Regions from separate parts of the Homo sapiens genome. Here regions 1 and 2 are each linked to region 3. A link is a contact called in ENCODE Hi-C or POLR2A ChIA-PET data. All regions are on one chromosome and are shown on one strand. Each heading gives the region's core, a stretch centred on a gene start or an enhancer-like site at or near the end of the contact. The rest is flanking DNA. Distances are from core to core; before and after follow the strand shown.

What was found. A loop is a pair of places that touch in the nucleus more often than their neighbours do. ChIA-PET counts read pairs that join two places held with the same protein, here RNA polymerase II (POLR2A). Pooled maps may share reads with other maps.
Region 1: a loop to region 3 is called in a pooled map, with 2.0 times the contacts of the local background. The contact joins two enhancer-like sites. A Hi-C loop is called at or near these places in 1 of 37 single-sample maps with no recorded cell type and 6 of 50 pooled maps. POLR2A ChIA-PET finds 5 or more read pairs at or near these places in 3 of 52 experiments (OCI-LY7, activated CD8-positive, alpha-beta T cell and activated naive CD8-positive, alpha-beta T cell).
Region 2: a loop to region 3 is called in a pooled map, with 2.4 times the contacts of the local background. The contact joins two enhancer-like sites. A Hi-C loop is called at or near these places in 1 of 50 pooled maps. POLR2A ChIA-PET finds 5 or more read pairs at or near these places in 2 of 52 experiments (AG04450 and HepG2).

Annotation. Positions count from the first base shown.
Region 1 is chr1:228,792,936-228,796,889 of GRCh38, reverse strand. No RefSeq gene overlaps it. Among named protein-coding and RNA genes, the nearest start is that of RHOU, 59 kb to the right of the region's middle. Within about 2 kb of position 2,634, at least 2 of the 41 ENCODE cell types and tissues checked have a DNase peak (open chromatin) inside an H3K27ac peak, as active enhancers do.
Region 2 is chr1:229,135,235-229,139,291 of GRCh38, reverse strand. All of the region lies in intron 1 of LINC02815 (long intergenic non-protein coding RNA 2815), which reads left to right. Among named protein-coding and RNA genes, the nearest start is that of LINC02815, 17 kb to the left of the region's middle. Within about 2 kb of position 1,836, at least 2 of the 41 ENCODE cell types and tissues checked have a DNase peak (open chromatin) inside an H3K27ac peak, as active enhancers do.
Region 3 is chr1:228,936,634-228,940,471 of GRCh38, reverse strand. The region is part of intron 2 of LOC124904539 (a long non-coding RNA gene); the gene reads left to right. Among named protein-coding and RNA genes, the nearest start is that of RHOU, 200 kb to the right of the region's middle. Within about 2 kb of position 1,856, at least 17 of the 41 ENCODE cell types and tissues checked have a DNase peak (open chromatin) inside an H3K27ac peak, as active enhancers do.

The sequences.
Region 1 (3,954 bases), core at 1,385-3,884, 140 kb after region 3:
CCTGGGCGACAGAGCAAGACTCTGTCTCACAAAAAAATTTTTTAAAAAAAGAGAAATCAAGCACTAAATCAAGCACTTTAGTTCCTAAGAAAGTAAGTAGAGGGAGAAATAAGAATTTTTCCTTTCTAGACCTATTTTTTAAAAAATAGATAACAACTCATTTACAAATATAGGCCCACATGCAAAGATCGTCTCCTGTAGCTAGCATAGTAGTGCACACAGTTATGAATAAGTTCATAAGTTCATCAGTGAAAGTGCACGTGCATTGGAACACCCAAGGCATATTTCTTTCTTCTTTTTTTTTGAGACGGAGTCTCCCTCTGTCACCCAGGCTGGAGTGCAGTGGCACGATCTCTGTTCACTGCAACCTCTGCCTCCCGGGCTCAAGCAATTCCCCTGCCTCAGTCTCCCGAGTAGCTGGGATTACAGGCATGCACCGCCACACCCGGCTAATTTCTTTGTATTTTTTAGTAGAGATGGGGGTTTCTCCATATTGGCCAGGCTGGTCTCGAACTCCTGACCTTGTGATCCACCCGCCTCGGACTCCCAAAGTGCTGGGATTACAGGCGTGAGCCACTGCTCCCAGCCACCAAGGCATATTTTTATGCTTCAAGTCTGTTTTGTTAGTACACTTTTGTTACTTGTTAGCTTTGCTAGCTAGTACACTGGCTGACAAATAGGAAGAGCTCACATAAAAATTTTTAGAATGCATAATGGATAGCACTTGCCTTGGAATCAGTCAAAACTAAGGGGGGCCTCATAGAAACCAGTTTGCATTAGGGCATTTTTCTAGTGAAGAAGAGTATGGAGGATGGGGGGAAGAGGAATTTGCACCCCCTAACAACAGGTTGGGGGATGGGATGGGGAGGAACCCTGGCGCCTGTTCAGACACTGGTCCTCCAGCTCTGGGCCCTGGACTTAGATCTCAGCCCCACATGGAGAAGGGCTACAGGCAGGGAGAGAAGCCACCAAGTTTCACCAGATGTGGCTTTGGTGCCAGGAGACACAGAGTGAAGGCTCCTGCACAAAACAGAGCCTACCCTGGCACTCAGGGCCTGAGGCAGACAGTGCAGAGGAGGAGCCAGCCTGTTTGGGAGAACAGCAGCTTCACCCAGCGCACTGGCCAGTTGGCAGCCAGGACAGGGGAGGCAGCATTCCTAGGAGGCAGCATCATTCGGGAGGCAGGAGCAGAAGACGAGGACTAGATACAACCAAATTGCCATTCATATGACCCCTTTGGTACACAAAAGCCGATGAACCTGTAGAAACTCAGCTATCCTGTGCCTGTATGTGATGGAGATGCAATGCTATACGATTTTAGGTGCAAATGACCTGGCATTATCAGGCCCCAAGGTTACTGCTTGAGTCCCTTGAAGCTAGCAGTCTGGTATTGCACTCCCGTACTGTCTAGGGATCCCTGGACCTTTAGGGTATCTTGAGGGGTGGGGGTCCTGGCCTGTGGCACTGGCTGGAGGTCTTGGTGAGTCCAAGTCACCTGACTGCAGAAAAAACAGAGCTTGCAGAAGGCCGTTCCTCCATTCCTACCTTGCAAGTGGCTTTGGGATCTAGATTGCCTATTTCAGGGCCTATTTATAAGCAAATTTCTTAGATGGAATTTTTTATGCCTCAAAATTTCAAAGGATTTTTAGTCAATTAATATCTTCCACCACCCTACTAGATGGTTTCTGGTTGCAGTGGGAGAGAGACAGAATGACACAGCCTACAGTGGATTTCTTCAAAGATGCTCAGGAATTAGAGAATCTGTTTCCCCACCTCCGTTTCCTTTCTGGTCCTGTTTTCAGAGCTCCTTCCCACGCTATCAGACACATGCTGGCTTATCATTGCCTTTGACAACTAGCTCAGTACCCGGTAGATGACTGAAAAGAAGTGAAATCTGCTGTCGCTTTCGATATGTGTGATTGGGCTTCTGTCCCCAGGACCCCACTGAGACACTGAGAACCACCCAACCCTACTGACACTTTTCCACTGAGATCTCACTCCCATCCCCACCTCCACTGCTCTCTTAGTTCAGGTCTCAGTCACCTCTTAACCTGTATGTCTTCTGTAATCTCCAAAGTGATGATGTTCTTGACTCCAGTATGGGTCTCTCCAATCCATTCTGTCTTTTACTCCCAGGAAGGTATAACTAATTGCCAACCCTGACTGTAGCAAGCTGAATTACAGCCCCCAAATATATGCAGGTCCTAATCCCTGAAGCCTATAAATGTGAGCTTATATGGAAAAAGGGGTTTTGCAAATGAGTTAAGAATCTTGAGATGTGGAGATAAGCTTGAACCATGGCCCTAAATGCCATCACAAGTATCTTTATAAGAGGGAGGAAGGGGGAGATCACAGTGAAAGAAGGAGGCGATGTCACCACAGAGGGATAGTTTGAAGTGTTGTGGCCACAAGCCAACAACCACCAGAAGATGGAAAAGGCTACAAACAGATTCTTCCCTAGAGCCCCTAGAGGCTGTGCAGCCCTGCTCACACCTGGATTTAAGACTTTTGACTTTCAGAATTGTGAGAAAATAAATTTCTCTTGTTTTGAGTCACTCCATTTGTGGTTTGGCACAGGAAACTCACAAATGAGCAAAAATCCTGTTGCTCCAAACTACAAAGCCCTCAGTAGTCTGAACCATGAACATTCTTCAAACTCATGTCTCTCTCTGCCCCTTACTTCATCCTTCATCCTTGGCCATACTTACTCTACCAGCTCTGTGGGAGCTCCTAGTCCTTCCTCTCTCTGAAACTCTCCGATGGTTCACCTTGTGGACACCTGCACATAGCTCCTGTCTGGTCTTGAAAGTCATCACCTTTCTGAAGCCATGGAAGTCTGTTCCCACCTGTTCAATATGTTTGATTTTTAGTTCTCTGTGTAACCTACAATTTATTCCACTTGTCTATTTATGTTTTTATCTTCTACTAGACTGGAGGATCCTTACAGGCAGGGACTGAACCTGATTTACTTCTGATAACCCTATTCCTGGTATAGCAATTGTCATATAGTGGAAGGCTAGTAAATGTTTTAATGTTTAATGTTTAAATAAAATCACTTCTGTGCAACAATTTTATACAGATGTTCATTCCTCCTCCTTCTTCTTCAAAAATCCTCCTCTGACTCTAGCACACATTCCCCGTTTTGTCCACTGTGATTTTTGTGATTGTCTTTCCTCATTCTTCTTCCCTGGAATTTCATGTCATATCCACCTCAAATGGCATTGCCTATAGGTCAATTTTCAGTTTTCCTTCTCTTTTAGCTCTCCCATGTATGGTCTTTTTGAGTAATTTTGGTCATTCTTCTATGTCTTCGGCTTCTAAACATGGTTCCTTCCTCTCCTCTGAACTCTTTCCTACCTGCCCACTGGAAATCTCTGCACGGATGTCCCACAGACACTTTTAGCCTAACATGTCAAAAACAGTTTTCTCCTCTTCTTCCCTCCCTATTAATCTGGACAAGAAGGGCCCCTGGGCTAGAGTTCTGGAAGCCAAGGTAGGAAACAAGAAGAGTAGGATGAAGCAGAGCAGAAGCCGAAGGCCTTGGAGTCAAGAGCACCCAGTGCCAATGTCATGGGATTGTTCAGATTAAACTTTTCTTTGAAAGGCCTCGGCATAGATGCAGAAACCAGACAGGAGACCACAACCAAGACACCAAACCAGGCCACCAGGGAGGGCTGTGCAGGAAGGAAACAGTGCACAAAAATGTTCTGCAGAGACAAAGCCTCCAGGGTCTTCTTATGGGGCACTCTAAGATGTCAGTTGGGGTAACATCCACTGCTACAATTCCTTTTTCCTTTTACTCAGCTGTTCACATTAGAAACCTCAAAGTTATTCTTTCTCTTACCTCTCCTTTAACCCACCCTGCTTAGCAGATTCTAGGTTAAAGGGAGCTCCTATTTTCTGTCCTTGGCCTCTGCTGCCCCATTTCCATTGTCTCTTCCTGTCTCCTGCCTG
Region 2 (4,057 bases), core at 587-3,086, 200 kb before region 3:
GCCTGCTCCAGAGCCACCCCCACTGTGGATTCCCCAAGGAGAGGAAAGCGGGTCAGAATGTGAGCCCAGAGTCAGCTTTCAGGGTTCCAGCCTGGTTCCACCACTCACCACTGTGGGATTTTTTTGTTTGGGAGTGGGGGGCATCTCAGTTTGCTCGTCTGTGAAATGGAGACAACAGTGGACCTCATAAGATGGTTCTGGGCATGAATTGAGATGAGATTTGTAAGTCACTTAGAACATGACCTGGAAGACAGGAGCAGCTAAAAGAAAACTATGTGATCTGTTATTCTCAGCTCTGACATGGGGGAGGACTCATTTTCCACCAACTCTCCACAACAGGAAGGGCAAGGAAGCGCAGCCTGTGCCCAGAGGAGAGGGAAGGGGAGGGTGGCAGACCCGGGGTCCACCTCCTGGCCATAGGAGCAGGGCATGCTTTGGGTCATCAGTGCCGACAGGCAGAAACGTCTCTTGGATATGAGTAGGGTGCTGCCATCAATCAAGTTTCTCTGAAAGAGGTTGGTGCTTGCCACCAAGAACTTGCTCTGCAAGCATGGGCTCTCCTCCCGGTTCTCACCGTGGAAGCCATGCCCTGGGCTGATGGACTTGCTTTGCAATCCCTGCTGGTAGCAGGCAGCAGGCAAGCCTGGATAGCCTTGTCGCAGTCCCACTGCCCCCAGGCCTACAAGAAAAAACCCAGTAGCCACTACTGATCTCGGGGCTGTTTATTCCCAACTGGGCTCACTGATACCCAGAATTACAAGAGGCGGATGGAAAAAGTCTTGTCCTGAGTCTCAAAGTGATGCTGAGACCTCTTCTTCCCCCTATTTCTCTGACCTTGCTTGGGCAAGTTTCTGTCCCATCCCATTTTGTGTCTAACTTTAGCTTTATTTTGATTCTGGCAAATACATTTGCAAGGAATAGTGATTTACGATAAGAATTCCTTTTCTCCCTGGCATAGTAAACATGTAACCGGAGATGGTTATACCAGTGCATCAGTCAATTGCTCTGGTTGAGCTGGGAGGAAGGGCTGCATGGATATTCAGAAGGCTTAGAAGAGTGTGCAGGCAATAAACACCATCTCTGAGTCACAAAACACTGAGTACTAGGGAGGCATTTTGAACTCCTCTCTGTCCCTCCAGAGGATAGGGGAAGGCAGAACCATCACTATGTTGGCAGCCTTAGATTTTAGATTTTATTGCTTGATGGTGGCCGGTGTCAACTCTGCTTCTCAGAGTAAGTCTTCATACTGAATGGACAGTGAACACCTGAAAATGAGTGTTCTTATAAAATTGTCAGCTTGTAACATTTCCTGGCCCCCCATGCAACTACAGGCTCTGATATCTGGGACCATACTGACTGTCCAACCACGAACTTAGCCCTCTGAGTTTCTAAGACACCCTGATTAGCAGGTGGGCTCTGTGCTACATCTCTGCAGCAGCTGAGGTCTCATCTGCTTGTTGAGACTCCAGTCTCACACTTGGTCTCAGGACAACAAGCTCCCCTATATGCAAATGGCCCTACATGCTCCCAATGGGGTCTTGATTCCCTGATTTGCAATCCACATTCAATAACAGTAGCAAACATTTCCTGTGCACACATTGTGTGCCAGATATTGTTTGCTCCATACAAAGATGAATCAGACACAGATGCTATCCCCAAGGTGTACCTATTCTAGCTGGGGAGATAGATGGGTACATGGATGATTCCATTGCAGGGTAATAGAAGAAGAGGTGAGAACAGGACACTGCAGGAGCCTTCATTGTGACCCTAACCTAGATATGGGGGAAGGGTAGTAATCCAGAGAGGAGTTCCCAGAGGAAGTGAAACCCTCCCACACTATTCCTGCCACAGAAGCCCTGATTCAAATCTTGTCCAGATTAGCTGGGCACAGTGGCTCACACCTATAATCCCAGCACTTTAGGAGGCTGAGATAGTGGAAGGATCATTGAGCCTAGGAGTTTGAGATCAGCCTGGGCAACATAGTGAGACTCTATCTCTACAAAAAATTTAAAACATTAGCCAGCATGGTGGCATGCACCTGTGGTCTCAGCTACTTGGAAGGTTAAGGCGGGAGGATCACTTGAGTGTAGGAGGTCAAGGCTGCAGTGAGCCTTGATTACACCACTGCACTCCAGCCTGGGTGACAGAGTGAGACCCTGTCTCTAAAACAATAAAATAAAAACTGTTCCCCAGAGGCTGCTTCCTGTTCCGTTTCTGCTGCAGACGGCTGGGCCTTGCTCTTGATCAACAGCCCACGTAGACCTAAGATGCACCATTGCATGTGCCCTGCCTAGTACTGCTGGGGCTGGGCTGCAACCCCACACACAGCCACCAGCAGGGCCAGTTGGGAGCCTGGCCCACAGGTGCTTGTGGCTCTGGGTCCTTCCCTAGTAGCTTTGCTGGGATCCTCCTAACCAAGTGCATTTAAATGAAGGTAGGATCTTTTGTAAATTGTGGGTTCACCCCCATTCTCACTACACTCAAAGAATTCTACATCATTCCTGGTAATACAGATTTCTGTAATATATCTTAACTATTTTGGCCACTCCGTTCGGCACCGATGATGTCATATTGGTATTGTTCTACTCTTGACTTGCAGTGGGCTGGTTTTTGAGTATCTAGTATATGCTTCCAAGTGCTACAAAAACAGATTCTCAGGAGGCAAAGAGGAACAGCCTTGGCTGGCTGAGGGGATGGATGGTCCTCTTGCTGCCTTTGAAAAAACCTGTCCTTAAGAGCTCTTAGCCTGCCTGCTGGGGAAGTGTGGTGGCCCAGCCATCCTGACTATGGTATGGCCAGATGTTTTTTGAGAACAAAGGGATGTGGATTTTGGTGCAATTTCAGTAGGTTAGAAGTACAGAATTAAAATACCTAATTGAAAAATCAAACAAATGAATCTTTTTCTTTGATAAGAACCCATTCATGACAATTGTGACTTCTGTGTAATGCTCTATTCTTTCATTACTTTAATTCTTCACCAAACTGAGACTTGATCTGTTTAACCCACTTGGAAATTGAATCACGGCTTGCCTTGCAGTACTTTTTCCATTTATAAACTTTGTCTCTGTAATAGATGATTGAGGCCTTGAGGACTGTGTCCTGCTTCTTTTTATTAGCCTTTTCCCACTCCAGCCATCCTTTCCTAGAACTTTGCTAAGCTCATTTGAACCTTGCTCACTAGGCACTGGATTATAGATGTCACTGTTTTTTCATCTAAATTTTTTTTTTTAAAGTGAGTATATTAGTCTGTTCTCATGCTGCTATGAAGCAGCATATCTGAGATTGGGTACCTGAGACTGAGTAATTTATAAAGAGGTTTGACTCACAGTTCCACATGGCTGGAGAGGCCTCAGGAAACTTAGAGTCATGGCGGAAGGGAAAGCAAACACATCCCTCTTCACATGACAGCAGGAGAGAGAAGTGCAGAGTGAAGGGTGAAAAGCCCCTTATAAAACCATCAGCTCTCGTGAGAACTCACTATCATGAGAACAGCATGGTGGGGGACAGCCCCCATGATCTAATTACCTCCCACAAGGTTTCTCCTCCAACATGCAGGGATTACAATTCAGATTACAATTCAAAATGAGACTTGGGTGGGGACACAGAGCCAGACCATATCATTCTGCCCCTGGCCCCTCCCAAATCTCATCCTTCTCACATTTCAAAACACAATTATGCCTTCCCACCATATCCCCAAAGTCTTAACTCATTTTGGCATTAACCCAAAAGTCCAAATCCAAAGTCTTTCATCTGAGGCAAGGCAAGTCCCTTCCACCTAGGAGCCTGTAAAATCAAAAGCAAGTTAGTTACTTCCTAGATACAATGATGGTACAGGCATTGGGTAAATACACCCATTCCAAATGGGAGAAATTGGCCAAAACAAAGGGACTACAGGCCCTACGCAAGTTTGAAATTCAATGAGGCAGTAATTAAATCTTAAAGCTCTGAAATAATCTCCTTTGACTCCATGTCTCACATCCAGGTCATGCTGATGCAAGAGGTGGGATCCCATGGCCTTGTGCAGCTCCACCCCTGTGGTTTTGCAGGCTACAGCCCC
Region 3 (3,838 bases), core at 607-3,106:
ATCTCCCCAGGACTCTATCATGAGGCTGCACATTGGGTTCCCCTCCAACAGAACATTTTTCCCCAGAAATCACAGGATTAGGCCTCCTAACCTTCTCTCCCTAAACTGCCATGTCCAGGTGTTACTTGTAAGCTGACCATCAACTGAACCATAGTCATGAGAAAATGTGGATTTATATGTAGATTTGCTTGCAAGAGAAGTTGGGGGACCCCGACCAGGGACCAACAGTTTTGTTCCTGTGCTTCTGCCTGACCTGTGTCCTTGTCCAGTGCCTTGGCTCTCCTTCGTGTCTGCTGCAATCTCACTTAGGCAAAACTGTGGCTCTTTTACGCGGCCCCATTTGGTCTCTGGATGAACTGGGATACGATACTTTCATAGTCACATCCATTAGCAGGGACGGCTGCCTCAGTGACAGGTGTGGGTTGGGGGAAAAGCACACACTTGAGTGGCAGAGCCGGCTACTGCTCCTCCCAGGCACTTGCTCCCTCTTTCCTTCCCTGTCCTCTGCTCTGGAACTTCATAATCCTGAGCCACAATTGTGCACATCAGAGGAGAGATACAGGAACTAACAAAAAAGTGGCCCAGCAGTTTTGTTCCAGAGAATTGAGTTTAGAGCACAACGCCTCACCTGGGCTACCACAGTGCCCTAGAAAGCTGTAGATGGATACAGGATGTGATGGTGAGTTTCATGCATCAGCTTGGCTAGGCTATAGGACCCGGTTATTTAATAAACACTAATGTGGACGTTGCTGTGGAGGTATTTGTGGTGTGGGTCACATGTACAATAAGCTGATTTTCAAGAGATTGCCCCTGATCATGTGGATGGGCCTCATTCCGTTGATCCCCCTAAGAGCAAAAACTGAGGTGTCCCACAGAAGAAATTCTGCCTCAAGACTGCAGCCTCAACTTCTGACTTCAGAGCTGCTACCCCGCTGCTTTGAGGCCGGAGGCCCTGCTGGGCCCAGCCTCCTGTGGCTGAGTGTCATCTATTGTCTCACGCTCAGAAGGACCCCAGCCCCATCCAGAAACCAAACACACCCTGTGGTCAGTCTCAACTCAACCTGCCAACCACCTAGCTGTGATTCTGTCCTTCTCACTATGCTTATTACAAACAGGTGGACCAGGCTATAACTGGGCAAGATCTGCTGATGGCTTACTGCTGACTGAATCAGGCAGGGGTGCCTGCTCTTAAAGGTGTTTCTTTTTAGTGAGATCATGGCCTTGGGTGTGAGGCGAAGGAATAACTAGGGGCTAGGGAGCAGCAGATCCAGGTGTGAGGCCCAGCCCTTATGTTTATTGCCTCTGTCTTCTCACCTGTAAAATGGGTTCACAACAATAAGATTACTCACAGTGTTGCTTTGAGGCTCAAAGAAGGAAAGGTGTGTGAAGCATGTTGAGAACTATGAAGAAAAATACCAAGGTTAATAATTAATTAAAGCATTTTTACCACTTTCCATCGAACTATTGAGAACAACAAAAAACTTTTCCAAACTGTGGCTAAAAGCAAGAGGTCGGTCTCTCCTCTAACGTTTCTTCTTTGATTCCCAGGCTTTTGCATTTAGCCCAAAATAGGCTCCTTGGTGCCCTGCGTTTTAAGTAGGAAGTGACCAAGTCACTGACTTCCCGGAATCTGTCTCTGCCAACACAGGCCATAGAGTCCTTAACAACCCGCCTGTGAACAGTTATTTATAGTGTTCACCTCAGGCGGACACCACTTTTAGGGCAGCAGGGAAATGAGAACATCCGCTAAGGGCGGTTTAGATCGATCTGTTTTGCCCAGCTCTGCTCAGCTGGGAGAAGTCTGCTGTCTGCTCCACAGCCCCTCCACTTCAGAGCAGGTAGTCGTGGCTTGCACTGTGGGCTGTTCCCCCAGCCTCTACACAGCTAGAAGACAACCTCTTCCTGTTCACAGAGCTCTAGAGGGGGACAAGGGAGTGTCAGCCTAGCATCTGTGGAAAAAGAGTTCAGGGAGGCTGCAGTGAGCCATGGGAAAACCTAGGTCTCTTCCCTGCTAGTGTGTGACTTCCAAGACCTCTGGCTTCCCCTCCTAAGTGACGGTGGCATGCTCTGCCTGCGTGTGTCATAGAGATCCTAAAACCTCCCGTGAACAAAGACTGGTACACAGGCGGGTAACAGTGTTGCTATTATTCTTTCTTCAGTAATATGACCCAACACAAGCAAAGAAAGAGACAGGCAGGCTGGCTTCACGGCTAGAGTTGCTGAAGATGACCACCGCAGGAGGGAAAGGAATCACGTTCATGGTTACTTGTCATCAGTGCAGAGTTCCCTCCCAGTGTGTTAGGACAAAAGGGAAGAACCTCTGCAGTTGAGAAGCAAGGCACAGATAAGAATCTTTGGATTTCTTCGGTTAGGTACTAAATGCCTGGAGTGCGGCTTTTTCTGCCAGCAGCTGCGTCCAGTCATTTGTGGTGTTGAGGCCAGGGTAGCGGCCCTGTCCTGGGAGTCGGCCTCAGTCTTTGGCTTTGGCTGTAAGGCACACTGAGAGAAACTAGGCTGCAGGCCGCTCTTCTCTGCCTTAAACCCCTCTGGGTGGGGCAGCTCTCTCGAGAGCAGTCATTACTGCAGCTGTGTGAGCTGCAGGGTGGCTGAGCAGAGGAAAGGGAGGCACGATTGCTCACCCCTTGGGAGGCGGCACAGGTCACAAGAGAGCTTTGGAGTTGTACAAATCTGGGTTCCAATCCTGGATCTCCCTTCTTAGACATTCAGACCACCTCTCTAACCCTCGGTTTCCTCTTCTGTGTAGTGGTGATAATCCTACAGGCCTCAAGATTTTGGGGACACCAAACGAGAGCACAGAAAACCAGTGCAGGGGGGAGGGTGCTGGTGCAGGGTAGTTGGTGAGTGAGCATGACCCTCAGCACCCCTGACTCCACCGTTCACACCTGAGAACGTAGGGCCGGAGATGACTTTGCCAAGACTGAGCACCAAGCAAGAAGCACGGCTGCGGGAAACGCGGCATGCTCAGGCATCCACAGTCTTTAAGCTAAATGACATCTTACTGAGCGCTCCCTTCCACAAGACTCCGTGTTGGGAACTGTGCATGCGAGGGATCTAGGTTGCCTGGGGGAGGTGCTCTCCCCTCACCTTCTTCAGAAAACAACTTCCAGGTTTAGTGTTTAGAGTAATTTTTTTTAAATGTACAAAAAGTGCTTTGGTGTCCAAAAAAATGTGTTGAATTTGAAAAGATTCAGATGGCATCCATAATCTTCATCCCCGCCCTTCCAGCCCCGGGCTTGGTACCTCTGCAGGGCATGCCCAGGGTGGTTGGGGACTGGCACAGGTCTGTGGCCCTGGGGGTTGGGGACCCCTGCAGTAGGGTCCTGAGACTTTGTGAGTCGCTGGGCTGCCTGCAGGGCCAAGGGGCATAAGCAAATCTCCATCCTGGCATTGGTGCAGGTGAAAAGGAGGTGTAAGTCCCTGCTGCAAATGGAGAGGACACAGATATGACACAAATGGAGAGAGACAGTGAAAATCACCGAGAGACCAGGCTCTGCCCGGGCTGGCCATCTACCAGCCACCCAGCCATGGGATGCTGGACAGTCCTCAGGCTTCTCGGGGCCTCTGTTTCCTCACCCAGGAAATGAGCTCAGGCCAGAGGGACAGTTTTCAGGGTTTTCAATTTTTTTTTTTAAAGCAGCAGAAACTTTTCTTTAAAATAAACCATGAGCAGAGCCCCAGTACATTAAAAAAAAAAAAAAAGTAGAATCTGCCTGGTGGAGTGGAAGTGGGGACCCAGAGGCCTTGTGTGCCTTGACCCGAGGATGTGTTGTTGGGGCCGCACTTTCAGAGGGGCACCCAGCACCCTATATTGGGCCCA